Linked DNA regions of Homo sapiens: all the other regions are linked to region 4. Evidence: read pairs that join two places in POLR2A ChIA-PET (ENCODE). Cell type or tissue: OCI-LY7. All regions are shown on one strand. Each heading gives the region's core, and the rest is flanking DNA. Links, peaks and the distances in the headings are about the cores only.

Region 1 (7,612 bases), core at 1,935-4,434, 220 kb before region 4:
AAGGAAAAACAAATCTATGCATCTCTGTAATAGCACTTATTTGCCGAATTTAAATGTTTTGATGAAGCTCTTTGCTTAATTTAAACTTTAAAAAGTTTTTAAAACTTAGGGCTTCCTAGGCTGGGCGCAGTGGCTCACGCCTGCAATCCCAGCACTTTGGGAGGCCGAGGTGGGCGGATCCCGAGGTCAGGAGATCGAGACCATCCTGGCTAACACGGTGAAACCCCGTCTCTACTAAAAAATACACAAAATTAGCCGGGCATGGTGGAGGATGCCTGTAGTCCCAGTTACTTGGGAGGCTGAGGCAGGAGACCCCAGCCTGGGTGACAGAGTGAGACTCTGTCTTGGGGAAAAAAAAAAAAAAAAACAACTTAGGGCTTCCTTAACTATTGCTGCAAAAATTCCTATGGAACTTCAAAAACACTGATGTTCCACAAATTTTTCTTTGCAATTATCTTCTTACAACAACTCTCTGACTCATTTCTTATAATTCTCTACTTTCTATTTTAATATTTCAAATTCTAGTGCTCATCCTTCCCGCTGTGTCTATGTGTGCACGTGCAAATCTGTAACAGAAGCTAAATGGTTCGCTTTAAATTAACAAAACATTGCCAAAATATGTAGAAAACATTAATGTATTTAAAGAAGAGCTTTAGAGTGCCTAAAATCGTTGACCCTAGTCTGGCAGCAATTTTCAATACTTATTAAACAATTAAAGAGCAGAAAAGAATAACATTTTGGGATTCTTTCTCTTCATTATGAAAGTAATATAAGTACAAATACAGAAAACTTAGAAAACTAGGGGAAATTCCTGAATTTAAATTTAACATTAAAAAGCATTTTTCTACCTTCCTGAAAGTTTTAGTAACAATTATCTTTAGTCTCAAAGAATTTCCATTTGAAGGCATGTGCGGGAATTCATTAAATTACGTCCCTTCCATGAGTCCTTCAGGGGTGTTTCCAATTTTTCAGTTGCCTAAATAAGATACCAAGGAATGCCTTTATACACACAGTTCTCCCATGTCCCCAACATTTTGGATTATTTCCTTAGGAAAGATTCTCAAAAGCAGAATTACAAAGTTAAAGGATGGGACCATATCATGGTGCCTGATAAACTTTGCGTGTCTGTGTGTGTGTGTGTACACACATGTGCCTAGAATACACAGCATTTTTTCTTTAGCAAACTGATAACATTTCCATTTAAGGAAGAGTAATTTAGGATTACTTCCACGTGAAAAAAGACAAAAAATTTCTGGTAAGTAAACTTTCTTGTGAATAAAGTCTCCTTTTTCCATTCTGAAATAAAAATATTCAATTTAGAAATTGCAGCTGTGTGCTGAAAGCTTCTTCACAAAAAATGATAACAGTGCAGGCTCCTCTCTGGTCTATGAAAACACTACATACTGCTCTGAGTATCTGCAGCAAAGTAAAGTATCTCTTCCTTCTGATTACACATTTCTTGTTGACATCATTCCAATGATAAAAAACCTAAAGAAGTTTCCTAATGGTTAATAACTGAAATAAATTAAAACTGTGTGTTTACTGGTAACTAGGTTAGTTATTAAAAACGTTCTCCTAGGCATATGCAAATGATGGCTGCTTAACTGGTACTGCTCTCTAATGACATCTCTATACTGTAGTGATATTTTATAAAACAATATAATTTCAACCTTATGCTACAATTCTTTGAATATAATTTCTCTCTTCAGAATGGCCATTTTGTTGCCCCAGGAGGGAGGTGGGGGAGGACCTAACACAGTATTCCACATGCACCATGTCACATCAGGTTACTCTTATCACCAGTATTTCCATAAAATGGCTTGCAATACACTGAAGCTCTGATATAACATTATCAATCAACAGATTGTGTGAAACTGCCCATCAATGACAGAGCTCAGAGATGGTTCCAGATGGTCTCTAGATCTTAGTTCCCTGAGGTAAGAATATGTGCTGTCTGTTTCCCTAACAGTGAGATCAGATAGCACTGAACTTCCACGGAATACCAAGGGCAAAGGAGTCTATCTTGCCTGGATCTCTCAATGGGGGGTGTTGTGGGGTGGCAAGAATAAGAAGGGGAATAGAAGGAAGGGCAAGGGAAGACAGAGAGAAAAGAGGGAGAAAACGTGAATATATAAAAGCCTCTTAAAATAGCAATGTCGCTATGGCATACATTTCCAAAGCATAAGAAACAAAGTCAAAAGCTATTAATGGAAAGCGACCCCAGAGAGTTTTAAGTTCAGGGAGTTAGGAGGTAGCTGAGGAGACAGAATATGGTGAAAAAGGTAGAAATGCAGGCCAAACTTCTAAAAAGCATTTTTAAAAGATCTGAAGTTATTTTGTTAGTTTATGAACTTAAAATGCATTATGTTAAATTCCTCTGCTCATAAACTTTACGGTATTGGGATGTGGTGAGTAGAACGGAGATCGGGGAGGAACTGCCATTGCTCCTTTCAAAGTTCATGAACAAATCACTAACAGAAGTCCTGTGGAGAAAGAAGTTTTACCAATTCGGTTTTCTTACTTGCCTACTCTGGGCTTTTCATCTTTAGCTACAACTTAACTATTCTCCTTGGCAACCCAGTAAGTATTGTCATTTTAGGTAAAAATAAATCTTTTGTGTTAGAAATGCCACTACATAAGGGCCTGGCACGGTGACTCACGCCTGTAATCCCAGCACTTTGGGAGGCTGAGGCAGGCAGATCACAAGGTCAGGAGTTCGAGAACAGCCCGGCCAATATGGTGAAACCCCATCTCTACTAAAAATACAAAAACATTAGCTAGGCATGGTGGCCCATGCCTGTAATCCCAGCTACTCAGGAGGCTGAGGCAGGACAACTGCTTGAACCCAGGAGGTGAAGGTAGCAATGAGCCAAGATCCCACCACTGAATTCCAGCCTGGGCGACAGAGCGAGACTCCATCTCTCCAAACAACAACAACAACAACAACAACAACAACAACAAAAAACAGCCTGGCCAACATGGTGAAACCCCGTCTCTACTAAAAATACAAAAAATTAGCCAGGCGTGGTGGTGCACACCTGTAGTCCTAGCTACTCAGGAGTCTGAGACAGGAGAATCTCTTGAATCCGGGAGGTGGAGGTTGCAGTGAGTCGGGATTACGCCACTGTACTCCAGCCTGGACAACAGAGCAAGGCTCATCTCAAAAAAAAAAAAAAAAAAAAAAAAAAAAAAAAAAGAAAAAAGAAGAAGAAAAAGAAAAAAGAAATGCCACTACATGTGAAAAGTACACACACAAGAACTAGAGAACCAATTAAATTCTTTCTAACATTCACTGCTGAAAAGTGACATAATTATAAGCAATATGGTACAAAGTGTGTACTTTCCCAACACCCTCCCCTAACACCGGCAATAAAATCACTCCAGCCTCAAGGGAAGCGCAAGTGGTGAACACAGCCAAGTCCAAGTGCACGGCTGTTCCGAACACATTTCTAAATTTAAGGTAACTATCATTTTGGGGGGAGTTCTTATAAAAGAGACCAACTTTACCTTCTGAATTACAATGTATGTTTTAAAATTTCAAAATCTGTGAAATGAAATTAATATTTAATCTCCTTCCATGGCCCCAGTGTTCTTCGAGCCTTTTTCTCAAGAAATTACACTTCGGAAAATCAAGCAAAATTATGGTATTTTATCACTTAGATCTCTAACATGTGTTCACAGGAAGAACAAAATGGCTTCATTTAACATTTCAGGGCTGCAAAATGATTTCACTTGCTAAACACTTAGCAAACATATAATTTACAAGGCAGTATTAGAGTTCAAGTTCTTTTTTGGCCTATATTTAATTTCCCAAATTTAAGACATTTCCATGGAAAACATCGTAGCATGTGCCCTAATGTTAATCAGTAGCTCTTGGATTTTAAACAGATAAAAGGCAGAGATAAAAGGCTCACACCTGTAATCCTAGGGTTTCGGGAGAACGAGAGGATTGCTTGAGGTCAGGAGTTCGAGACCAGCCTGGGCAATATAGCCAGACCTCATCTCTACAAAAAAAATTTGTGGTGGTATTGTTTTTTGTTTTTATTTGTGTTTGTTTGTTTTGACACAGGGTTTTACTCTGCTGGCATGCACCACCACACCGGGCTAATTTTTGTCCTTTTTGTAGAGATGGGATTTCACCATGTTGTCCAGGCTGGTCTTGAACTCCTGGGCTCAAGCGATCCTCTTGCCTCGCCTTGAACTCTCGGCCAAAGTGAAAAAAAAAAATTTTTTTTTAATTATCCAGGAACAGTCATGCGCACCTATAGTCATAGCTACTTGGGAGGCTGAGGCAGGAGGACTGTTTCAGCCAAGGAGGTCGAGGCTACAGCAAGCTATGATGGTGCTACTGCACCCCAGCCTGGGTGACAGAGCAAGACCCTAACTCTTAAAAAATAAATAAATAAGAAGACTCGATGTTACTTAATTTAGCTGCCATTAACACTTCACTGTAAGTAGTCCATTCCCTTTTGAGGATGAAACAAAAAATGACCTTGCTCCTTTTCCCATGTACCCTTCTCCAGGCAGATAAGCCCAGTCAGAAAACCAGGTATCTCCCTGACTCCCTTGCCTTTACAGCCATACATTACAAGGCCTGTGGATCTTCTTGCTTTTCTTCACCTCTACTGTCACTGCCTAAATCTAGACCACAATAATCTCAATCACAAATGTCTATAATTTCTCCTCTGGCAGAGCCCCCATGTAAGGCTGTCCGGGATGTACAGTACGAGGTAGGGGCCAGGCATTCACATGATGCTCCCTCACCCTCTGCAGTACCCAACCTCCATGGCTGTGTTGTCCATACACAAAATCCTCCAAGAGCATCCTTAGCTCCAGTCTGGTCCCTTCCAATCCATTCTCCACATGGCAGTCAGGAAGATCTTTCTGAAATTCAAGTGTACTCAGATCATGTCCCAGGCGAAAATAAAATCTCTTTCCAATGGCTTCCTCTTGCTCTTAGGATCAAGGCTAACCTCCTCACAGGAGCTTCAAAGCCCCTCTGTGATGGGGCCCCAGCCTTTACACTCCCCACCATCCTCCCGGCCTCCCACTTCCTACACTTCTTTCCCTAATGGATGCTGCTTTCCTTGGAATTCCTGGAATACACCATGCTCTGGCATGTTTCTGGTCTCAGCTGTCTCCTCTGCCTACAGTCCTCTTCTCATTCTCATGCCTGGCTACTGTCCTTCAAGTCTAAGATGTCACTGAGATGTCTTCTTACTTAAGAAAAGATTAACACTGTTTTCTACATAATCCTGTCTATCAATTTGCATTTTACCTGCAAGATGTTCTCTCCCACTAAATTATAAAGTAACATGAGGGCAGGTCTGTTTCCTGTTCATTACTGCAGCTTCACTTATAACACAGCAGATGCTCAACAAAAATGGGCTGAATGAAAGATCAAATTAACAGTTTCAGGCAGACTAAATTAAAATACTCCAGCAACTATTTAGCAATTCTAAGAAATTATTTTAATGTTTTTAAGGCATTTCCCAAGGACAAATGTATCACAACCATAAAATAGATCATAAAATAGAATGAGGAGGCCTCAGGAACTTGGAAAATGCAATGCAGTGGCTACACAGTTAAGTTTGTTTCCTTTGTATAAATGCAAAGCAGGTTTGTGTATTACAAGTGTCAACTTTGTATAAGAATAAATTTAACATATGGAAATTTTTAGTCCTCTCACAGATTTAGAAGGCTTTTAGAATCCACAGGTTAAAGGAGAAGCCTCCAAACTAAAACAGTAAGCAGAGAGTAAAGATAACATAAAGATAACTTTGGGAGAAATTCTTTTCAAAATTGGAGGTATAGAGATGTGCAAAATGAACACAAAATGATAAAGTTTAAAAAATACCATGTTTAACTTTCAAAGTTAAACATTTATCTCAAGATATCAAGTTGTATCATAATTATGAAATCTATTTCTCATCCCGACTTGGCAATCAGGAAACAGGAGGAACTTTTCTAAGTTCTAGTTACTAAATTAAAGCGAATATTTATTTCTACCATACTTTGCAATTGAGAAAGCAATTTGAAATATACTATCCCAGCTAATATACAGCAACCCAATGTCACAGGCAGAGCAGGAGCTGTGTGGACACATTTTCATTCACTGCACGCCTTCTCAATAATACGAGGCACCTCTGGAAACGAGCAGCGTGGGGAGCCCTCGCCGCCTGCTGTTGGTAAGGTGTGCGACCTATCGCCAAAACTCAGTCCATCTCTCCTCCGGCCGAATTCCTGGGGGATTCCAGGAGACCACCATCTCCCCTTTGCCACCTGCCATAGGCTCCACCTTCTCAGAATCTAAAAGCTGAAGTAATGAGTCAATCGGCCAAGGGCAAGGAGGGGGACAACTGCATCTTAAATGCTTATAAGCCCAGGAATACAAAAACTTCCACTTTCTCATTTTGTTTTCTGTTTTTGTCAATATAAATAAAAACCCACATATAGCTCAGATGTAGTACTGCGTAATATATCAAACAAGGTCCCCTGGCATTTTAAATGCTCAATAACAAATGTCTGCTGCATTCTTTTGGGACCTTCAATAACTTAAAACAGGGAGACCATGAAGTAGCTGCTTCGATGGTTGGTCTCAGGCTCCTCTCCCCTAGAAAGGAGACGTCGGACGAAATGTGTAAAGTGAACCAGAACCTCACGTCATCTGCAGCTGGTCAGAGGACGGTTCAGATGAAAGCCTGCACTTCTCATATTTATCCAGGTAGACTGAGGGGGACGTGACAGAGACTGAGCTCCGAATTAACACAGATTCGATCTCGGCTCCACTACTCGTGAGCGATCCCTCTCGGAGCAACAGTTCCTTCACCTTCAAAATGAGACCATTTCAATCTGGGTGCTGTGGCAAAGATATCTTCGAAAATGAACCTAGAATACAGCATGTGCTCAGCCAGGCATCTTCACCTACCCCGTTTCCTTGCTGCATGCCTTAAGAGAACAGCTTTAGAGATTAAATGTGTTTCAAATTCTGAAGGAATTGATAGCTATAAAATGTATTCTAGAGCATTTAAGATGCCATGAAATGTTGCCACAACAGTCATTTCTAACCTGGGCATGCTTTATTAGAAATGAGTGTTTAGGCCGGGCACAGTGGCTCATGGCTGTAATACCAGCCCTTTTGGAGGCCGAGGCAGATGGATCACTTGAGGTCAGGAGTTTGAGACCAGCCTGGCCAACGTAGTGAAACCCCATCTCCACTGAAAATATAAAATTGTAGCTGGCCGTGGTGGCGCACACCTGTAATCCCAGCTACTTAGGAGGCTGAGGCACGAGAATCGTTTGAACCTGGGAGACAGAGGTTGTACTGAGCCGAGAACGCACCCCTGCAGCCTGGGCAACAAAGTAAGACTCTGTCTCAAAAAAAAAAAAAAAAAAAAGAATAATTAGAAATGGGTGTTTAGAAAGGGTGTAAATCCATCATAATTATTGGAGGAATCACTCACTCTACCCCCAAAATGCTGGTGGGAAAATGTAAGAACATTGTTCCACATCCATATAGCATGCTAAATACCAAGTAAATAATTACATGTGAAATTAGGATTTTAGGATTAGTCCTATAATTGTTTTCAGACTACAAAATATGACACAGTAT
Region 2 (7,612 bases), core at 3,176-5,675, 800 kb before region 4:
ACCGTAAATCATCTCTCTCAAGTTCCACAAATCTCTAGGGCAGGGCAAAATGCCACCAGTCTCTTTGCTATATCATAACAAGAGTCACCTTTATTCCTGTTTCCAAGAAGTTTCTCATCTCCGTCTGAGACCACCTCAGCCTGGACTTCATTGTACACATCACTATCAGCATTTTGGTCAAAGCCATTCAACAAGTCTCTAGGAAGTTCCAAACTTTCCCACATCTTCCTATCTTCTTCTGAGCCTTCCAAACTGTTCCAACCTCTCCCTGTTACCCACTTCCAAAGTCGCTTCCACATTTTCAGGTATCTTTATAGCAGTGCCCCACTACCCAATACCAATATACTGTATTAGTCCATTTTCATGCTACTATAAGGACATATCTGAGACTGGGTAATTTATAAAGGAAAGAGGTTTAATTGACTCACAGTTCTGAAGGGCTGGGGAGGCCTCAGGAAACTCACAATCATGGCAGAAGGGGAAGCAAACACATCCTTCTTCACATGGCAGCAGGAAGGAGAAGTGCCAAGCAAATATCTCATGAGAACTCACTCACTATCATGAGAATAGCATGGAGGTAACCACCCCCATGATTCAATTACCTCCCACTGGGTCCCTCCCATGACACATGGGGATTATGGGAACCACAATTCAAGATGAGATTTGGATGGGGACACAGCCAAACCATATCAAGCATTGAGATGTCTAAAAACTCCTCCGAGATGTTGATATAGTTTGGTTTTGTATCCCTGCCCAGATCTTATGTTGAATTGTAATCCCCAATGTCAGAGGAGGGGCCTGGTGGGAGGTTACTGGATCATGGGGGTGGATTTCTCCCTTGCTGTTCTTCTGATAGTGAGTTATCATGAGATCTCATTGTTTAAAAGGTGTAGCACCTCCCCTTGCACCCTCTTCCTCCTGCTCTGGCCATTTAAGACCTTCCTCTTTTCCTTCCTTTCTCTTTTCCTTCCTCCATGATTGTAAGTTTCCTGAGGCCTCCTCAGCCATGCTTCCTATACAGCCTGTGGAACCATGAGCCAATAAAACCTCTTTTCTTTATAAATTACCCAGCCTCAGGTAGTTCTTTATAGCAATGTGAAAATAGACTAATACAGATGGGAATCTGCAGCCAAAGATGAGAAGGCCTGCTCCAAGAGTGGTCCACCAGCATCCATATCATCTGACAGCCTAGCACATAAGCAGATTCTTGGCTTGTCCCAACTATGGAATGGGAATCTGCATTTCACCGAGATTCCCCAGTGATTGAAACTTTCAGGTTTGAGAACCCCACTGTGGGGTGCCAGTAAATACTCCCCAGTCCACACATTCCTATGTGCCTCTTTATTATGTACTCAAATACACTCACTTGTATGATAAAGAGCTACCCTTAGAGAACGCAGCTTAGTCAGGTGAGGGGCCACATCACAGAACACACCCACACCCAAGCGTTTTCACGCAGAGCACTTGGTGATTTAGAACAGCTCAGGGTATCTGGAGAGCTGTGCCATTCTGCCCCCAAGCAGGGCTGCTGTCACTCACTGACAGTACCCATGATTCGCATGTCATGATTCAGGGGCTCGAAAAGGAATGCCCCTCCCTGCAGTCTTCTTTAAAAAATGTATATTTTTTAATTTTTAGAAATAGTCTCACTCTGTCACCCTGGCTGGAGTGCAGTGGTGCTATCATAGCTCACTGTAGCCTTGACCTCCCAGGCTCAGGTGATCCTCCCACCTCAGCCTCCCAAGCTGCTGGGACTATAGGTATTCACCACCATGCCTGGCTAATTTTTAAATTTTTTAAATTATTTATTTATTTATATATTTATTTATTTGAGAGATGGAGTCTTGCTGTGTCACCCAGGCTGGAGTGCAGTGGCGTGATCTTGGCTCACTGCAACCTCTGCCTCCCCAGATTCAAGCCATTCTCCTGCCTCAGCTTCCCAAGTAGCTGGGACTACAGGTGTGCACCACCACGCCCAGCTAATTTTTGTGTTTTTTTTAGTAGAGACAGGGTTTCACTATATGTTGGCCAGGCTGGTCTCAAACTCCTGACCTCAGGTGGCCCGCCTGCCTTGGCCTCCTAAAGTGCTGGGATCACAGGCATGAGTCACAGTACCCAGCCTAATTTTAAATTTTTTATAGAGACAAGGTCTCACTATGTTGCTCAGGCTGGTCTCAAGCAACTGGCCTCAAGCTAGTGATCCTCCTACCTTGGTCTCCCAAAGTGGTTACAGGCATGAGCCACTGTGCCCAGCCTTGGTCTTCTTTAAATGGCTGTCAGAGGTCTGGAAAGCTGCTATAGCCCTTTAGCCTAAGGCTTTGGTGTTTGTGAAAGTACAATCCCAGAGTTAAGGAGAGTGCTTTGAACTGCTACTGGCCATGAATTATTCATGGAAAATTAAAGTTCCAGGTTCGAGGGAGAGCAGGCAGTGTGGAGGGCAGGGCGGGGCAATGGCAGGAGGAAGAAGCAGGTCTCCTACTTCTCTCTTCCTGAGGCCCAAACCTTCTGCTTAGAATAACTGAACAGCTGTGGAGCCAGTCCAAGGACTCTGGGTGGCCTTGCCCTGCCAAGCAGGATACCCTCTTTTGGCAGGTGCCACATCTGCCTGGCACCCCAGGTGGCTGCCCCATCAAATGGCACTAATGTCACAGGCATCTGGAGAGGTGCTGAGCTCCAAAAGCAGGGGCCTTAAGAAGAGGGAGGCCTTGCAACTGATTCTGCAATAAGGAGAGAACAAAGAGATGGCACGGCTGTGTGCTTCCCCTGAGCACTGGATAGAAATCACTGGCTTTGAATCCATCAAAGATAAGGTCAGGTCTCTATGGGTGCCAGCTGGGTGCCACTGAGGCCTAGATTAATAATAATCCTAATGTCAGCTGTGAAATCTATTGCCTCTATTTACTCCTGCAAACATGGGTAGAAAAACTAGACCTGATATCTTTTTATAAAATACGAACTCAGTCAAACATTTGTGTTAATTTCAGTAGAAAAGTTTAGAAACTGAATTGTGAAGGTGAATATTTTAAAATGCAGGAATGACAAACGTATCAACACTACAACTATTTAAATAGCCTAGTTCTGAGTAGCAATGACTTGATAAAGTGAGTATTTGCTGACACTCCTGAAGATAAACTCTATTGATCTTTAGTTCCAAAGTGCATTTTTTAAAAGATTGAACCTCTGTTACAAAGAGGTGAAATGCTGAAAGCTAGAATTCAAAAGACATAGTAAACTGAAGCTTAAGAATTAAACCGAAACCCAAAACTCTTTGACTAAATATTTGGAGAGCTCTTTATGTAAAAGAAATGGAAGGATCAGAAGACCTGGATTCAGGGCCCAGCGATGCCATGAAAAAAGTCAACCAATATTTATGAAGGATTTACTATAAGCCGGTGCTGCACCAGGGGTTGCCGAGGGCCGCTGGGGTCCTGGGAGGGCTCTGCTGGGCTGTCTGATGAGCACAGCAAGTCTTGAGCCCGTCTTGCCACCCATTCTGATCTGATCTGTTCTCCTGGCCCTTAAAGAGTCAGCTTTCTAAATGCAAGTCCCATCAAGAAACTCAGGCCCTCCCATACAGCACACAATCCATGAACCTTCTCTCTCCTTGCACGATCTTCCATGGAGCCTATGCTCAAAACACGGTGGCCTCCTTGGGTTTCCCTGAGCGGGCAATGCTGTTTTCTACTTCCAGGCATTTGCACGTGATATTTTCTCTGCTCGGGATTCCCTCTCCTGCTGTCTGCGCAGATAATCCTATCCTTTGAGGGCCAGTTCCAGCTTCTCTTGTGAAAACACTTTGCAAGCAGAGTTACTTGTTTCCTCCTTTGGGCTCTCACTGCGCCTGCCTTGTTTTATTTATCCAGCCACTAGATCTGTATTGTGCTTCTACTGGGGGCCAGCCCTGGGCTCTGAGCTGGGGACACAGCAGGAACTCAGACTTCTTCTCTGCTGGTGGTGTTTACAGGCCAGAGGGAAGACCCAGTACCGATGATGTCAGGAGGATTTGTTTCCAGATCTTCCTGCTGCTCCAGGGCAGTGACCACGGCCTATCCACTTTCAAGTCCCCATCATCCAGCAGAGAGTCTAGCACATAGGAGATGCCCAAGATGGAGGACTGCCATGCTCCCGCACCTCCACCCTGCCTGGGAATCACAGCCACAGGCCCTCAAGTGCTGCAACGCTGTCCACCAGGCAGGCCACTCTTGTGCCTATAGCCCCTCACTTGCAGAGGACACCTTTCCAAGGTGCTCTGTGGATCTGACTCTTTCAAAACTTATCCACAAGCTGCTGCTGATCCAGAGCCAACCTCGCATGGCCAGGTAGCACCCCCAAAAAGGGCCGGCTGAGAAGGCCAGCTGTGTACCTCAGGGAGCCCCGCTGTTCTTTCTTCCACACAATGCATCCAACAGCTGCCTAGGCCCATGGCTTTCAGACACACTTGCATCCAGGGCAGATGGGAACAAGGGGGCTTGAAACCCAGGGCTTCACATACCAACCTTGGCACAAAGAAACTTTTTCTTCAGTGTTCTAGCCTGAGGCCAGTGGCCAATCATGAAGTCTTTCTCTCATCTGGAGATCACAAACACCTGTGGCCTGTGTCATGTGGCACAAAGAGAGAAGCAGAGGGAGGGTTCCTGCTCTACTCAATTTTTCTGGTTTTGGGTTTTTTTTTTTTTTTTTGTATTTTTGGTTTCCTTTGGTTGTTGGTAACAGTTGTGCCTCTGCCTCTTTGGGCTGCTCTTTGTGGCTTAAATACAGCAATTGAAAAAGGAATAATAGGCATTTGCAATAGCTAGTGGGTCAAACACTAGAATTTTGGGGGGAAAACCTCTAGCAGTTAGGCAAGTGTATATGAGTCAGTATATTTATTTATTTATTTATTTTTTGAGATGGAGTTTTGCTCTTGTCACCTAGGCTGGAGTGCAATGGCGCGATCTCGGCTCACTGCAACCTCTGCCTCCTGGGTTCAAGCAATTCTCCTGCCTCAGCCTCCCGAGAAGCTGGGACTACAAGCTCCTGCCACAACACCCAGCTAATTTTTTTGTATTTTTAGTAGAGACGGGGTTTTGCCATGTTGGCCAGGCTGGTCTCGAACTCCTGACCTTAGGTGATCCACCCGCCTCGGCCTCCCATAGTGCTGGGATTACAGCCATGAGCCACCGTGCCCATCCCAAGTCAGTATTTTTCAAGGAGATTTTTATACACAAGCATTTTGAAAGAGTATGTAAAATGGTCTCTTCCTTCATATAGTCCCCCAACCAATTGGTGGACGTTGCTGGCATGGAGACAGAAATAATAACAGCACTTACATCTAGTGTTACCCTTGCAACCAGCCTGTGGGCAAAAATTAGGGGAGCTGGGGATGAAGAAATTGGGGCTGTGCGGCATGTGGGCTCAAGGATGGGAAGCTGCCCGTTGACAATTGTTTCACACAGAATTCCTGGACTTGCTGGAGGCCTTCTATCAGCTGTTTAACTTCTGCCTGTGACTTCAAGTAAGTCATCTTTTCTTCCTGAGGGAATAGCAGAGCACTTCCATCCTGATAGATCCATTTGTCTCCCATCAGATTTATTCCTGCCCCAAATTCAGGGATCAAATATCTATGTGTTACCATATAAAGTAACTGGACTCTGCTTTCTTACAATGCAAAAGGAAAAATCCCAAATTATAAAAGATGTAGAGTAAGATTCTTTCCTACCATTGCAGCTGTAGTGGTAGTGCCCTAACTGCCCTTGGGCTGGGGAAGGAACAAAGGGCCTAGTCACTATGCTGGCACCTCCAGCACACCACAGCCACCAGAGAGGAGTCCCGTCTCTTCCCTGTGAGCCCCCATGCCCCACTCTTCAACAAGTAGAGTCCCTGGCTCAGGCCAGCAGTGCAGCCTCCCTGCCCCAGTGTTCACTCCCATCCAGACCAGTAGCTCAGCAGTTCTCTGAGGTGCAGCTCCTAGAGGCAACCGAGATCTCCTCGGCCACTGCCATTGCAAGGGTGCTGCCTTGCTGCCCTTGGACTGGGAAAGGAACAAAGACCCTGAGTGCTTCAACCATACTGCCAGCAAGCTGCAGTTGCCCTAAGGAGAAGAGGCCAGGCTGTCTCCCCTGGGACCCACCCACCCACCCTGCTCATCACTGGAAAGGGTCCCCTCCACTTAGGTCCACAGCACAGCTGCCCCATCCCAGGCCAATCGCAATGATTGATCATGGCTCTGCATCTCTTGGTGGGTGGAGCCCCACAACAGAAGTGAAAGGCCCTCTGCTACAACCACTGCTAAGGGCCCTTCCTCTGCTGCCTCCAAGCTGAGGACAGAATATAAAGCCTGAGCTTACCCCAGAGCTGCAGTGGGCATCCTGGGAGTGCCAAGCCGAGATCTGCAGCCAGCACCTAAGTGGGAGAGGAGCCTACACCTCAGAACACTGAGAGGGCACACAGCTGAAAATGTGTGGAAACGCCAAGGAGCTGCATGGCTGAGGAAGAGCCTACCTGCTGGCCCTTACGTTTAAGTGCCATCTACTGTATCAAAGCCCAAAACTTCAACACCAAAAACAAACAAAACAAAAAAAGCAGAACAATAACAACAAAACAAACGAACCAACAAAAAAAAAAACACCTTTGGTAATATACTCCCCATGCGAAACCAAGGACAATAATTAACTATAAATAAAGACCTTGCAAAAAGCCTTGGTCCTCTGAAAACATCCAGAAAAGTCTACTGACTGTACTCAACTTACATCACAGTTAAAGGACCACCAGCCCACACAGATGAGAAAGAGCCAGCCCAAGAACTCTGGCAACTCAAATAGCCAGAGTGTCTTCTTTCCAAACAATTGCATTAGTTCCCCAGCAAGGGTTCTTAACCAGGCTGAAATGGCTGAAAGACAGAAATAGAATTCAGAGTATGGATAGCAAAAAAGATGATTGAGATTTAGGAGAAAGTTGAAACCCAATCCAAGGGATCTAAGAATTGCAATAAAATGATACAGAAGCTGACAGATGAAACAGTCATTATAAAAAAGGACCAAACTGATCTGAAAAAGATAAAAAACGTACTATAAGAATTTCATAATGAAATCACAAGTATTAACAGCAGAACATACCAAGCAGAAGAAGGAATCTCACAGCTTAAAGACTGGCTCTGAAATAACTCAGTTAGACGAAAATAAAGTAAAAAGAATGAATAAAACCTCTGAGAAATATGGGCTTATGTAAAGAGACCAAATCAGCGACTCATTGGTGTTCCTGAAAGAGACAGGGAAAAAGTAAGCAACTTGGAAAACTATTTCAGGATATTACACATGAAAACTTCCTCAACCTTGCTAGAGAGGCTGACATTCAAGTTCGGGAAATGAAGAGAACTCCTGCAAAATAATACACAAGAAGAATATCCCCAAGACACATAATCATCAGATTCTCCAAGATGAAAATGAGAGAAACAATGTTAAAGAAATGTAGAGAGAAGAGGCAGTTCACTTACAAAGGGAGCCCTATCAGGCTAACAGCAGATCTTTCAGCAGAAGCCCTAAAAGCCAGAAGAGATCAGGCTATATTCAGCATTCTTAAAGAAAAGAATTTCCAACCAAGAATTTCATATCCGGCCAAACTAAGCTTCATAAAT
Region 3 (7,612 bases), core at 2,158-4,657, 510 kb after region 4:
ATAGAAAATGTACCATAAAGTGGGACATGATTAATTGACAACAGATTATACAGGTGAAGAGTACTCGATTTTGGAGAGAGAACTGCAGGCTGTATTAGGATCCTTTCATTCATGACATCTGAGTTGGTCTCAAAGATGTTGATTAAACAGAAAACGGGCCTTCCAGAATGGTGAAATAATGTGCGTAAATACAGAATAGGAGAAAGCAAAAGGTATATTTAGGAGCCATTAAATACAATTTGGTTGAAAGGGAGACTTTGAGCAGGAGAATAGTGGAAAAAGTTTGGAGACCAGTTCTCAATTAATATCAAGTGGATTCATTTTCTATTGCTGTGGAACAAAGTACCACAAATTTAACAGCCGAAAACAATACCCATTTATCATCTCATAGGTCTGTAGATCAAAAATCTGGGTAGACACAACTGGGTCCCCTGTTTAGGGTCTCACAGGACCAAAATCAAGGGGTTTGGAATTAACCTGGAGGTTCTGGAAAAAAATTCCCTTCTAAGCTCATCCAGATTGTTGTCAGAATTCAGGTCCTTTTGATTGTAGAATTGAAGTCTTTATTTTCTTGCCTGCTGTTGGCCAAGGGACACTCTCAGCTCCCAGTGCACACACTGAAGTCCTTATGCATGGTTCTCTTATCTCCGCAACAGAGGACTTCATTCATGTTGAATCCCATGTAACTCTTTGAATCTCTGCCTTCCTCTTCTGCCACCAGCTGGTGAAAACTCTCTGCTTGTAAAGTTCTCATATGATTAGCTGAGGCTCTCTCAGATAACCTTTCCTTTGATTAATTCAAGGTCAGCTGATTAGTGACCTTAATTACATTTACACAATGTCTTTTGCCATGCAATAGAACATAATCATGGGCAAAAGGGACACAAAGAGACAAAAATTATGGGAGTCAGCTGAGTACTCTGCCTACCAAACCAAGCCTATCAAATGATGCCACCACGTCCTTTCACGTTGCCTAAGAGCTCAAACCTCAGGAAGTGTGTGTACGATAAAGTAACTAGTTTAAATAGTGGTAGAAATGTGGTAGAATTTGGCACTTTTATTAACTCTTTTATTTTCAACCAAATATCCTTTTCATAGAGAAAAAACAATGAACCTTTAAGGGAAGTTCTTAGATATTCTTCTATTCATCTTTCAAGGTTATAAGCATGTGAAAGGCTTTCTTATGCCTCTAAAGACTTTGGCAGTGTTACTGACTTGACCTAGAGGAGAGGACAAACTTGAAAGAGTAAGAAAAATTCCCCTGAGGGTGTGTATACTATTCATAAATCCTTTTTTCTTTCCCTGGCCCAAATATCCTTATATTTACTACATTTTTTAAAGAGTCATGTCATTCCACAAAAAGTACAAAATCCTATTTCAAGGCATAGACAGTAGTAGAGTTGGTGTTGGAATTTAGTTAAGAAAAAAATAACTCTAAATGTTTATAACTAAAATTTACCATGCTAATGGTATTCTCCAGTCCAACATGCTTGCAACATGTTGAATCATTCAGGGAAGAAATAGCGTTTATTTCTATCTCTCTCACTGAGCCATTGCATCCAATCTGAAATTTGACAGTTATCTGAGTGGGCAGCAGAAAAAGGGAAGGCTGAGTGTATAATGCAGAAAATAGTGTCTTGTACAGTATCATCAGAATGAGTTGCTGATGCAGTGTAGCCAGTTACATGCAAACAGGTTAAATACTGCCAGTCAGCACATTCCTAGCACCCCTAGCAGCTTTGGGCAGAGCAGGGAGCAAGATGTTGCTGAGTGTTTGAAAATGTTTCTTCTTCTTAGACTATGAAAGAAGCTCTGTCCCTTCACTGGATGCTTGACTTCATTTAGGAAGAGTGTTAAGACCTTTCTCATAATCTATGAATCCTATGCTAATGGATGAATGCAAATATTGTTATCACCTTCCATTGACAGAGGACTACATTGTTACAATGGAGAAAAGTGTTAATCCTTTTGTAATTAATGCATTATTGAGGTCAGCACATGTCAAGGATGTAGTTGGATTTTGGTAAATTAACTTTGAAGTCCTTTTCTTAATTCTCATTTTTCCTTTATCTTAAAAAGTAACCATTGCATATAACTTTGTACTTTTTCTTTTACCAATGATATAAGACTTAGTTTTTATGTTGAAATGAAACCAAACCAGACAAAAGGTGAATAGGAAGGGCACATGGCTCTTACTATCCTACTCTCTTAACTCAACACAAAGGAAAATTCAGCATAGAGAAATTACTTTGACCTTGTAGTAAAGAATAACCATTGGTTAAATGACTTCTAGGTTTCATTCCTGGAAAGTAACTAGTTCTTATTAAATTGTATCTATTATGATTACTATTAATATCATTTTGACATACATATATAAGAAGATGGCCAGACATTTCACGTACTGAAGCAGAAGTGCGAACAATCACTATGTCTTAAGTTCAGCAGGGCTAGAGTGATGGGATGGAGTGTTCAGGAGTGATTTCCTGAAAGAGGTGGGTTTCAGTCAGTGCTTTCCTGAGTGGTTTCTTAAAAAAAAAAAAAGCCCCTAGTTTGTTATGATTCACACGGTCCTGGGGTCAAATATGTTTAGCTACCACAAGCCAGAAAGATTCAAAAGGTTTCTTCACTGTGTGACTTCTCAGAGCCTTCTGTGACAATTACATAATAACTCTCCAAAAGGAAGAGTCCATATGTGGTGATTCCAAAGCATATTTGATCTTTTTTTGTTCGTCCATGGAGCTCCCATGGCTGGAGTGGTGGAGCAAACTCTGGGAAAAGTGAGGTAAGATCCTGCCTTGAAGGATGGGTGGGAGGCCTCATGTAGTCGATGGAAATGGGGCAAGAGTTGTGTATTATAAGCAGAGGCTTTGGAAGGAGCAAACGCAGAAGTGTGGTGAGCCATGGGAGACCAGCTAAAGGGGTGGTCTGGGGACAAACTGGGAGGAAAGGATGATTTTGAAGAAACAGGAAATGAATGGAGGTGGTTGGATTTTTTGTAGTTGTTGTCTTGACAGCATTTTTTAAAAGACAGATTAATCTGTCAACATGGTCCAGAGTGGTCTGGATAGGCAGAGCCTGTAGGCAGGAAAACTCATCAGGAGTCTTTTGTGTTTGTCCAAGCATGGTGTTACCAGGTCCTCCCCAACCTTGTTTCTCTATTACGATCTCTCAGCCGATGATTGTGTGGTCCCTGCTGTGCTTGGGCTCCATGTTGTCAAGTGTGCAGCGTCATCCCGAGGACCCGGCATTTGTACCAGGTCTCCAAGGCAACACCTTTCTTAACGTCTGGATGTGCCTCATAACACTTCTGTTTGTCTGTCTTTGGCTCTACATTGTTTCTTTTTATTTTATTTTATTTATTTTTTTAATTTTACTTTAAGTTCCGGGATACATGTGCAGAGTGTTCAGGTTTGTTACATAACTATACATGTGCCATAGTGGTTTGCTGTACCTATCAAGCCATCATCTAGGTTTTAAGCCCCGCATACATTAGATATTTGTCCTAATGCTCTCCCTCCCCTTACCCTCCACACTGTTTCTTAAAAGAACATGTTATTATAACCTGGAGACATTCACTGTTAAGTGCAGCTTCCTTCATGGTTGGCTGATCTAAAACCTGCACAGACCCCAGCCCTTTATGGTGCGTTTCATGTTTGCATGTCTGTCATCTGAAATGCCTCGTAGACTATGTTGGCAACTAGCCAAGCTGAGCATTAAAAAGGGGATGGCCTACCAGCCATCATAGCCTTTCCCCTTTGAGTTATCGAGGAAACAAAACCAGAGTTGTTTCAGTATGAACGACAGTTAAAAAGATAACTAAGGAAAGTGCTGGTCAATCACAGTTTACAGTTGGTGCAGAGCCCAGCTTGGAAGGACTCAAGGACAGAGTCCTGATCTCCATGGGAGGAACAATTGTGCTTTTGTGGAATCTTCTCTCTGTTCTTGATGCTTCTTTCTTCTCTGCATTCTTATATTATGGGGATTAGGAAGTCCAGCCTGGTGAATAATGCTGTATAATCTCCCTGTCTTCTCCCTTACCTCTTAATTCATTTTGACCTTGACTTGGAAGATATCCTTCTACCATGCAGGAATTGTCAGCCACAGTTTTACACTCTTTGATCACTTCGCTATTTGGAGTGTGAGTTGTTTTTTAAAAAATATACAAAGAATAACTTCTTTATGTTTTTTTGTTTTCCTTTTTTTTTTTTTTTTTGCTTAACATGTGAGAGGTGAAATAAAGGAGCTCCTGATAAGTATAGAGATTAGGAAACAAGACAAAACAAAGCAACAACAAAGTCTACACACCTCATAGCCAACAGCTGCCCAATTAATGTCATGTGCATTTACAGCAGAAGTGGTCAGTGACAGCACAGTGGAAGGCAGTTCAGGTCACAAATGCAGAACAGGAAATATATTTTCATCTTGTTATTTATGACCCAGCCTTAAAGGAAAACAGATGGTACTACTTTCAGAGCTGTTTTGCTCTTGTTTCAAATGGCTAATTCAAATCAAACACAGATTCTATTCTTAGTCAAGGCAGCTGCTGCATTGTCTGAGCTGGGCTGTTTTTTTACCAACAACACCCCTTCCTCTGACAGAATGGCCAGAGAAGACCACAGCAACATCACTGTCACTATCACCCAGTAGTCCTAAGAGAACCGCATTTGTCGGCAGCAGCACAAAGCCTATTGCTGGCTGACACCATTTAGGATAAACTGTGGTTGGATTTTGAGTAGAATCTGGAACCACCACTCCCTTCCCTCTTGCATTTGATTATTTCCCTTTGAAAGCAATGATTTATTCCAATTTTAGAGTACAGTGACCTTTCAGGGACCCTTAGGGTGGCGAAGATTGCAAAGATGGGAAGAGAAGTCAAAAGGGGCTAAGAGAGGAAATGGAATGTGAGAGATGTTCTCATAACACAGAGAAGACAGCAGACACTACTTAGGTTCTCTCTCCCAGGATAGCCATATTGTCCTGCTGATTTTCTTTAGTCAAAGGCTCTATTTATGAGACTCACTAATAAGACTTTAAAGAGTAACTTCTTGCATTTTTAAAAATCAATATTTGAAAACAAAGTAATATATGTTCATAATTCAACAACAACAACACTTTCCATCTATTCATTTCTCCACTCTACGTGGAGTCCCTGGGTTTAGCCCTCCCACTGGACACCCACTCCCTACCCTTCTATGCCCAGAAGCAATCACTTCAAATTTTTCTAGCTGTTAACTTCAGGTGGTGACCTCCATATTTCTAAGAAATGTGCTTATAGTGTTGAGTATTTAGTTTGAGTCAATATCTCTTACATTTCTTTAATGGTAGTTGAGGATTTAGCTTGTCTACAACTCTTCCCGTGACTAACTCATTCATTCAATTGAATTATATTTTCAGTTAATTATCTGACAGTTTTTATGTTTTTATGAGTAGGTAAATTATTTTTATTGTCAAGCCATGTCATGTATTATTAGATTTCATTTCTTGTACAACTTTTTGTTTTTCCTGAAGTTAATAATTATACAATTTTTTATTTGCTTATTTTTATGTATGTCTTTAAACTTTTTTTGAGATCAAAACTTGTCAAATGCTTTGTAAAGTCTTTCAAATAATCAAACACATCTAAGTATCTGTTTGCACTCTCCCTCCCTCTTTTCACTCTTCTTTCTCCTGAAAGCCTCCTAACCCTTGTTTCTCTTTCCACCTACTCTGATCTGTTTGTTGGCTAAGTCTTTTGAATAAGGCTTACTCTAGAACTTTCCATTACTTTTCCTGTGTTGGCTCACTTTCTAAGATTCCATGTCCTGTGATAGGATCTTAAACACAAATATGAGGGAATTCAAGTTTTTGATCCCTTTTATTCCTGAAACTCATGTTTATTTACCCTCACATTATACAAACATAGTTCAATATGGTAGAGAAAATGAGAAACAAAGTGTATTAGTCCATTTTCATGCTGCTGATAGAGACATACCTGAGACTGGGAAGAAAAAGAGGTTTAATGGACTTACAGTTCCACATGCTGGGGAGGCCTCACAATCATGGCGGAAAGCAAGGAGGAGCAAGTCACATCTTACATGGATGGCAGCAGGCAAAGAGAAAGCTTGTGCAGGGAAACTCCTGTTTTTAAAACCATCAGATTTCAGGAGACTCATTCACTATCATGAGAACAGCACAGGGAAGAACCACCCCCATAATTCAATCACCTCCCACCAGATCCCTCCCACAACATGCGGGAATTGTGGGAGCTACAATTCAAGATGAGATTTGAGTGGGGACACAGATGAATGATATCACCAAGATTGGTGAACTTTGAGACACATTCTACCAATGGAAACTCTTCAAAATGAAATATATGCCTAAATGTAGAACTCAAAACTGTAACAATTCTGGAGGAAAACAGGTGGAAATCTTTGTGATCTTGAGTTAGTCAAAGATTTCTTTGATATATCACTAAAGCTTGATCCATTAAAAATTGATTCATAAACTAAACTTCATCAAAATAAAAAAATTGGCTCTTATATAAGAGTATGAAAAGAGAATCCAAAGACTGGGAGCAAATATTTGCAAAACACATACCTGATAAAGAACCTCTAAGCAGACTACATAAAGAATTCTAAAACCTCAACAGTAAGAAAATAACTCATTTAAACAATTGGCTGAAGATAGGAACAATTTTTCAAACAAGATATGCAGATGACAAATAAGCACATGGAAAAGATGTTCAACATCAATTAGCCAGTAGAGAAATGCAAAGAAAAGCCACAGTAAGCCACAGTGAGGTACTGCTTCGTACCTGTTAGAATGAAAAATTAAATGGACTGACTACATCAAGTATTACCAAAGATGTAGAGGAACTGGAGATCTCATATACTGCTAGGTGGAAAGTAAGATGTTACAATCTCTTTGGAAAGCAGTGTGGTAGTTTTTAAAAAAATTAAACTTGGACCTATTATATGGTCCAACCGTTCCACTACTAAGTATTTACCCAAGAGGAAAGAAAACTTATATCTATACAAAGGCACATCCATGAATGTTCTTAGCAGTCTTGTTAAATAATAGCCAAATCCTAGAAACAGCACAAATGTCTATCAACAGATAATCAAACTATGGTATATCCATACAACATAATGCCACTCAAAGGTAGAAAGGAACAAAATATTGCTACACCTAATAGAATGAATGAAACTCAAAATAAATAGCCTGAATGAAAGAAGGCAGACAAAAGCGATTACATACTGAAGAGTCCACTTATATAAAATTCTAGATAATAGAGACTAATCCATTGTGACAGGAAGCTAATCAGTGGTTGCCTGGGGTGGGGTAGGGGTGCTAGAAGAAGGGATTATAAAGGATTCACTCTCTTAATGTGGTGATGATTTTCAAAGCTTATCAAATTGTACATTTTAAATATGTGCAGTGTTTATATCAATTATACCTCAATAACATTTTTTAAATGAAAAAAGCATGTGGATACATCTGAAATTATGCATGTTTAATAATTACAAGAATGCTTTCAGATCACTGTTATCTATGCATCCATCAGTATCGATTCGGCCAAGTCCTGTTCCAGGTGAGCAAAACAGTCCTTAATTTCACTGGTTCTTAGTCTACT
Region 4 (7,612 bases), core at 2,254-4,753:
AATTCCCAGTGGAATAAAAAGAAAAACCCTTTTCTTCCTGAGGCAGCAAGTTTCAATTCACAGAGCACATGGCTAATCTACATATGTGAAGGTCACGGCACTTCAGTCAAAGAGGTTAAGAATGGAACAGCTCACGTAAGGGGTTGTCTTAAACATCTTGGCATGATGCCCAACAAGTGAGACTGTTGAAAAGCAATAGATAGCTCTGGCAGCAGCAAGGGGAAAAATATTTTGATCATGTGATGCCATACACATTACCTCGTTTATTTCATGTGTGAAAGTTTGAGAGTCCCTGAAAAATACCACATATGCAAATCAAATCCAGATTTCAGCTTTACCAGTTTAGCCATGCTAGTACACCTTCCTCTTCATAAAATACATTTATATGGAATTTGTGGATGCACCAAGAATAAAACTTCAACATATTGACAGCCAGCTGGCTCAAATATCTTAACAGCTGATTACAACTTCTTTGCATTAGTTTTTCCATGAAGCATGAAACTACTTAGACTGGGAAAGGGTATTTAGACTAAAAAAGCATATTCTTTTAAGTTATCCAAATATAACTGTCTTAAATAAAATTCATCTTCTCCATCTTTCTCTATTCTTCTCTTTCTCACTAATAATATAGCAATATGGAAAATTACAGAAACTTAATGCATAATAAAAGATAAAACACAAAACTGCTTACCTTTCAATTTCCCTCTTCAGTAATTAATTGTAGAATAAAACACTGGTGCTTCTAAGTGCTTGTGTCTCCGACCAATATCAGAGTGGAGGAGGAAGGACAGAGTCTTGCCATATACAATAGACATGGGTGAAAGAGGAAAAGTCAGGATTGCAGAGGGCATGTCTCTGCCTCCTGTATGCATGGCGCCTTCCTGAAATGCGTTCTGCATCAGCCAATTCAGGTTAAAGGCAGTTGGCACTAAGATGGGGGGAAAGGGATGATTTCCACACCCAGCAAAGTCATAAAAAGTATGACTGTAATTTTTAAAATTTTCCAACAGTCAACAATAATAAATACTTGTTTAATACATGAAGAAAATAAAGTAGAAGCAAAAGATCCATTTTACCAATTTGGAAATTGTCTGCCAGACACCCATTTCCTTCAACTCAAAATTCAGATTGCTTATGAGGCCAGAGTTATTGTCTGTATTTCTAATTAAATGGAATACTAAGTAAAATTTAAACACCCCACAAACTATCTTAATTAATTTAATCACCACTGTTTACTCAGTAATCTAAGGACATCACTCTATGCTCAACAATTAATACAATGTTTAACAATTTACAAATATTTTCTGGATATCTACTTCTGTGGTACAGTGCCCCTACACCAACGTCACTAAATGTTTACTGATGGTAGGAAAATTAAATTCTTCAATTATAAATCTTCTGAATTTATTTCCTCACCAGTTAAAAATATGACTGCTTAAAAAACAGGCAAACTACAGTAAACATTTTAGAATTGCTCAATAACTTACTTTTCCTAACACTGGACAAGGTAAAAACATATCAGGAAATTTGAAAACTGCCATGGTATGGATTAGAACTAAGCTTCAAATATAAACCTATTTGCTCTGAAAGACCGATAGGCTGCTAAGTAACTTGTTAAATTAACTAATAGAGAATTGCCTCTAACTCATTTTAATTCCTTATTCATGAGAAAATACAATCCTTTGTTACTCTATTAAAAGGTCCTTTTCATTGCCAAGCAGCATACACGTTTCTTATAAAGTTTAGTCCTCATGAAAATTCCATGAGTTAAGTATCCTTTCCCATTCTTTGACAAATGAGGAAACCACACAGCACAGAGAAGCGAAGTGACTTGCCTGAGGTCACACAGCTAGTAAATGCATAATCTTCCAGTGCTCTCTAACCTGCCAGCTTTTGGCTCTAGCCCTTGCCCCAAGCCCCATGCCTCTTTACCTTCACTGTTTGTTTCTCATTAACCAAGTCTTAGCTCATCAGACCTCCTTTGCTGTAGGAGCCTTCCTGCCTCAACTCCACCCCAACCTAATCTATATAAAGTGACCCTCTAACATCAAAACTTCTTTCACAAAATCCTTTACACCTTACTGTGTAGCATGTTTACTTGTCCTTAATTCCTGCATTGTCCATTTGTGGAGGTCACCAAAGAATCCCATCACCCAGCATGATGCCTGGCACACAGTGAGCTCTTCACAAACATGTGCCTTCTGCCCACATTATTGCTGTGATGACACGAATCTATAGTTCCAAAGCCCTGACGCACACAGTTCAATACAGTGAAGTAAATGAACTGAGTATTAAATCCTTCATGTTACTGATGTGAAGGCTTTTCTTTAGCAGAAAAATCACCATATGAATGACACCCAATACAAAATCCAAATTAGGATCACTTTCTCATCAACGTCACAGCACCAAAGAACAATCTCCAAGTACACTGACCTTCCACATAGAATAGCAAATACTGACCAAACGGATTTCCTTGCAACTGATATTGGAAATGAATAATACATTCGTTAGGAAAGTTTCAGCTTGGATACATCATTTACTCCATAAATACTTCTTAGATGGTGCACTTTGAGGAATATAGTCTTTTTGCATAAGAACTACAGAAGAAAACTGTAGCCATTCACTTTAATTTCCACTTTGTAAAACACCAGGAGTCTATGATAATACACCTGGGAAAATTAAGGATCATATGTCATCTTTACTCTGTGTATCTTAAGCACCAAGTGGTGCTCAGTAAGTATTTGTTCATAATAGAATTACATTTTGTCCCTGATAGTTTTATAAATCTCAGCATTTAAAAAAAATTGCTCTTTATATATTTGAGGGAGGACCCCGGTACTCTTAGATTTGACATTCCTGTTTTGACTATTTAAGAGCAGCCCTAACCCTCCATGCATAGTAAATTATAATTTTGCTAAGGATCAAGTCTAAATCATATATTCAGTGAAGATGAAGCAAACACAGAAGCAAGTTACTTAGCTAATGAGAGACCAAAGTCTAGCACCCAAAATCTCCAAGAAGCCTACTTTTAAATTTTTGCAACTTCGTTCCTTTGCAAAAAGTAATTCTCCTAAAAAGCCAGTCATTTTTTGCAGATCATCAAAGTGGGAAGGTTTAGGAAGTATAACAGAGGAATGATTGTTGGCCAGAGAAGAGACCACTAATTAATATTAGGGATGGGATATTGAATGGGGTAGCAGCTTGGGGCCAATGGCATCAGCCGTAGGCTCTGTGGGTAAACCAAAACCAATTTATACAACTGCTGAGCAAGAGTCCCAATCAGTACAAAACCACATTCTGTAAGGGAAACTACAGTGGAATGCAAAAATCTATGTATTTGCACAGGTCTCAGTTTATATTCACAGAATATGTCTGGGATCTAGTGTGGTTTAATAAGCTGTTCAGCGGTGCATAGCTGATTAGGCACTATTTGTTTAAAAATTCAAAGCAGCACAGATTTTTGGAGCTGGGAGGGGCTGAGCATCACCTAATTGATGCCAGCAAGGGCTTGTCCTGAGTCAGCCACACCCCGAAGTACAGCAGGACCAGGCAGAGAATGAGAAAACAAGCCCCACATGGGAAGGCAGGTAGGCAGAGAAGAGAGGGGCCACATACAGATGCCACAGATAGACATCCATGACCTCAGTGAAGGTTTTCAACAACCCTGCCCAGCAGCCAACATTCCAGGTAAGGAAACTGACCCCCTGCTGGAGTGCAGAGAAAATGGGTGCTGAGGCCTCCAAATGAGCTAAGGTCTGACCAGCTCCAAGCCCATGATCTTACCATTGTGTCAGGATGCCTCATCATAGAAGCTTATTCGCTCACAAATCCTCAGAATCACCAAAATAAACTAATACACAGCAAACATGCCAGTCCCCTCGGAATTATGTCTGCTTCTTCAGAAAGATACTTGCTCAGCAGTAGCAATGTTCCACATTCCTATTTCCAAGGTCATTTATAATTCATTAGTTAGAGTGAATTTATTATAAAATATACCAGTGGTAACAGAAAATTTAAAGGGCATTAAAATGGGTGTGTAGCTTGATATATGGTCACTGAATCTTAAAAGGTGGTTCTCAAGATTTCACAAATTAGACGCCAGCTTCTAAATGAATTTTAGAATTAACAATCATTTCAATATAAGGCTATGAAATATGGTGAGTGGTTTAACTTCTAAGATGCTCATCACAAAAAGAAACAGTAGATACTAAGAATTCTGGAACTGCCTCCACTAATCATCAATGCCTCGCTTTCTGAAAGGTTTATTTCAGGACCCAGAAGCAGTAGCTGAATTTACTCCTCAGCCAGCATACATTATCTAAACAGTTACCAAAAATACCCCAGCAATCCAAGTATCTTCCTAAATCTGAACAGACTGTTTTAACTTTTTTTCCAAGAATCTATGTAATGTAGAAAACTGAGAAAAAGAAAAAGGACCATTCTATATAAATTTGAAAGTGATTATATTTTCCTTCTTTTAGTTATTATTCTCGGTAGTGAATCTATATTTCGCTCTGGCACAAAGCCAGTAACTGATTGGTAGAAATGGAAAAGAGTCACTAGATCACATCAACTATATCACAACAACCTACAATTGTTGTTGACCAGATTTTGTTTTGCCAAAATATACTGCCCCACCGGAAAAAAAAAAAAAAAAAGCAGGCCAAATAGACTGCTGACCCACATGGTTGCTATCTGCAATTTGTTTAAATGAGCCAGTTCTAAGTCAATGATGTCAGCAATACCACGATCCAGGTATGGAGGGAGCAAGCGTTAGCAGTATCTCTGCATGATCCGCACACCAACAGCAGCAATCCCCAGACCCCAGCTATTGTCTGTCTCTGGCACAGGGCTGATTAAGAAAGTGGGAGCTCAATAAATATTTGCCAATTGACTGTCTGGAGTAGATATTTATCTAACATATACCTCACTGCATACACAAATGCTAAATGTTTACACCTTAAAGAAATAACTATTGCTTCCCAGTACAAGCTCTTAAGTAACAGTTCATTTCCTCTCTGTGGAAGCTGGTGTTAAAGTACATAACTGATCTTACAAAGATGTGACTACCTATCAGCATCAGCAGCAATTCCAGTACAATTCCAATACCTTACACAAACCAAAGACGCCTGTTCATGAGACTAGGCAGGATCTAGAAGTCTCCCTTCACAGCTGCCTTTAAAATGTAATTCTAAAAGGTCAATCATCTTAATTTAGTAATTTTTCCACATACAAAGAATTTCTGAAGTTTTGCAGAGGACTAAAAAGTAAAAACATGAGGGGGAGGCACAAATTTGGTGGCAGAGAACACTATGGAAAAGGACATGGCACCACCTAGACTCTGGGTTTGCTCTGGGTTGGTAGGGGTGAGATGCCCAGAAACTTCAAACACAGAAAGAATAGAAAAAAATATCACTATAAATGATTTTCACTAATAGTGGGAAAATAAAATTAATAATTTTTAAGAGACTACAAATGCAAAAGGTGAGGGAAGAAAAGCAAGGGAAAAGTGAGAATGGTAACAGTTCATTTCCACACCCTATTATCTAACCAAGTCCCAGGTTTCTCTCAACAAATACCCTCAACCTTTAAACTTTAGAAAGGTTCCAAAAAGCTGCTTTTCAAAATTTTAATAACATAACTGGCAGTGAAACTACTAACCTTTGTAATACACATCTCCAAAGAGATCCTCAAACTCTATGAGGATTACCCCAAAGTTAGAATTGAGAGGAAGTAATGTACTAATAAAAAACAAAAACAAACAAACAAAAAAACCATTAGCATCCTGATGGAATGTCTGCGGAAGAATTTACTCACAAACTATGAAGTGATAAGATTAATGGTTACAAAAACAAGATTATTTTACTTACAATACACATTAGCAGCTAACAATTTTAAAAGAAAGAGAAAAATATTTTTATTTCAGTTTGAGAAGGAAAAGTTCTGGGGATAGATGATGATGGTGACAGCCACACAACAATGACAATGTACTTAATGCCACTGGAATGTATGCCTAAAAATGGTTCAAATGGTAAGTTGTATGTTATGTACGTATAGCTTACCTCTATTTAAAAAAAAAACCATATATTTAATTTTTTAGCATCCCATTACAAAAAAAGAAAAAATGTAGCATTATGGTCCAGGATTTCTTCTGGATTTCATCAAATATGGCTTCCCTTCCAGAGTCACCTGATAAGGAATGGCTTCTGGTCTAGTTCTCCAGCTCATCATTCATCAAGGCCCAGGAAGACACTGAGAAGTGCACCTTACAGAAGATGGTCAACAGAGGGTGAATCTCCTCCAGATTCTGCTGCCATCTACCTGATTTTAATAATGGAAATAAGAGTAGCTATTCATAAACCAGATAGGCTTAAGATTTTAGGGCTTTAGTCTGGTGCCTGGTAATAAATCTCATCCAAGAAACAAGTTAATTTCATCATTAGTTCATCTGTCAAACTCAGTAGCCTTCTAATATTCTTGGCATTGATCCATACAGATGTGGGTTTGAAAACTGCCTACTGGATCCTATTTAAGTAAGTAAATCTTGCCTGGCAGGATGGTTCACATCTGTAATCCCAGCACTTTGGGAGGCCGAGGAGGGTGGATCACTTGAGGTCAGGAGTTCGAGACCAGCCTGGGCAACATGGCGAAACCCCATCTCTACGAAAAATACAAAAATTAGCCAGGTGTGATGGCGTGCACCTGTAGTCCCAGCTGCTTGCGGGGCTGAGGCAGGAGAATCACTTGAATCTGGGAGGTCAAGGCCACAGTGAGCCAAGATCGCGCCACTGCACTCCAACCTGGGTGGCAAAGTGAGACCCTGTCTCAAAAAGAAAAACAAATAACTAAATGTAAGGAAAGAATTTTCTTAGAATTACTCCAAGTCAAAGATTTTGAAAATAGAACATATTTAGTGAAAACTTACAGTGGAAACACATATTCTACTCTGAAAAAATTCACTCACTCAAAGTGAATTGCTAATTAAAACTATATAGTATATGTCTATCATTCCATTCATTCAGATGTCAGTATAAGGAAAAACAAATGAATACTTAGGACACTCAGGTAATGACTGATACCTAAGTCATTTTATCTTTACCAAATTTCCTGAAGAAAAAGTTGCTAAAGTACACCAAGTTTTTAGATCAGAATTAATTCACTCAATTACCCAATTAAACCAAAAGGGCCATTGAGTCTCATTCAAATAGCCTCCAAGCTAGAGAAAAGATATTTATAATAGTTCTACATCTATGATACAGAAATATATTCTTGGTAGAGGAACAGTTTTGCCTGGTGCCTCTCCCGGACACGACAGGGAACAGGGTTTGGGATTCCTCAGCCTCAAGCAAGCACACACAGCAAGCGTGCGGCACTACTTTACATATCCACAGAGAACCTGCAAAAACCTCCCTCCCATTCAGGAAAGGGCACCTCCGAAAAGGCATGCAACCAAAACCACCCAATCCCAAAAAGGCCTAAGAGGTGGATACGGCCCCTTGAGTAATAACAGCAGTGTAAAATGTCATAAAAATTTTATAACATCCAACTGGAAAACCTAAATATTGCAAAAAAAAAATGGAATTAAGTTTTATTAATATTTTCAGCCTCCATA

Evidence for each region. Peaks named below come from ENCODE experiments on the same cell type or tissue, not always from the same donor. Only the 100,000 strongest peaks of a DNase experiment are listed, where the experiment ranks them.
Region 1: POLR2A ChIA-PET joins it to region 4 with 6 read pairs; 4 of 35 experiments call an interaction of 5 or more read pairs at or near these places.
Region 2: POLR2A ChIA-PET joins it to region 4 with 5 read pairs; 1 of 35 experiments calls an interaction of 5 or more read pairs at or near these places.
Region 3: POLR2A ChIA-PET joins it to region 4 with 11 read pairs; 1 of 35 experiments calls an interaction of 5 or more read pairs at or near these places.

The regions. Positions count from the first base shown.
Region 1 is chr6:157,000,482-157,008,093 of GRCh38, reverse strand. All of the region lies in intron 4 of ARID1B (AT-rich interaction domain 1B), which reads right to left. Among named protein-coding and RNA genes, the nearest start is that of MIR4466, 220 kb to the right of the region's middle. In OCI-LY7, for the core only: no CTCF peak of the experiment used is centred there; no DNase peak of the experiment used is centred there.
Region 2 is chr6:157,582,482-157,590,093 of GRCh38, reverse strand. The region is part of intron 2 of ZDHHC14 (zDHHC palmitoyltransferase 14); the gene reads right to left. Among named protein-coding and RNA genes, the nearest start is that of MIR3692, 57 kb to the right of the region's middle. In OCI-LY7, for the core only: no CTCF peak of the experiment used is centred there; a DNase peak (open chromatin) is centred at 4,583.
Region 3 is chr6:156,276,387-156,283,998 of GRCh38, reverse strand. The region is part of intron 2 of LOC101928923 (a long non-coding RNA gene); the gene reads left to right. Among named protein-coding and RNA genes, the nearest start is that of SNORD28B, 99 kb to the left of the region's middle. In OCI-LY7, for the core only: no CTCF peak of the experiment used is centred there; DNase peaks (open chromatin) are centred at 2,928, 3,218, 3,678 and 4,498; H3K4me3 peaks cover 1,638 bases; H3K27ac peaks cover 2,500 bases.
Region 4 is chr6:156,783,993-156,791,604 of GRCh38, reverse strand. All of the region lies in intron 1 of ARID1B (AT-rich interaction domain 1B), which reads right to left. Among named protein-coding and RNA genes, the nearest start is that of MIR4466, 8.1 kb to the right of the region's middle. In OCI-LY7, for the core only: no CTCF peak of the experiment used is centred there; a DNase peak (open chromatin) is centred at 3,436; H3K4me3 peaks cover 835 bases.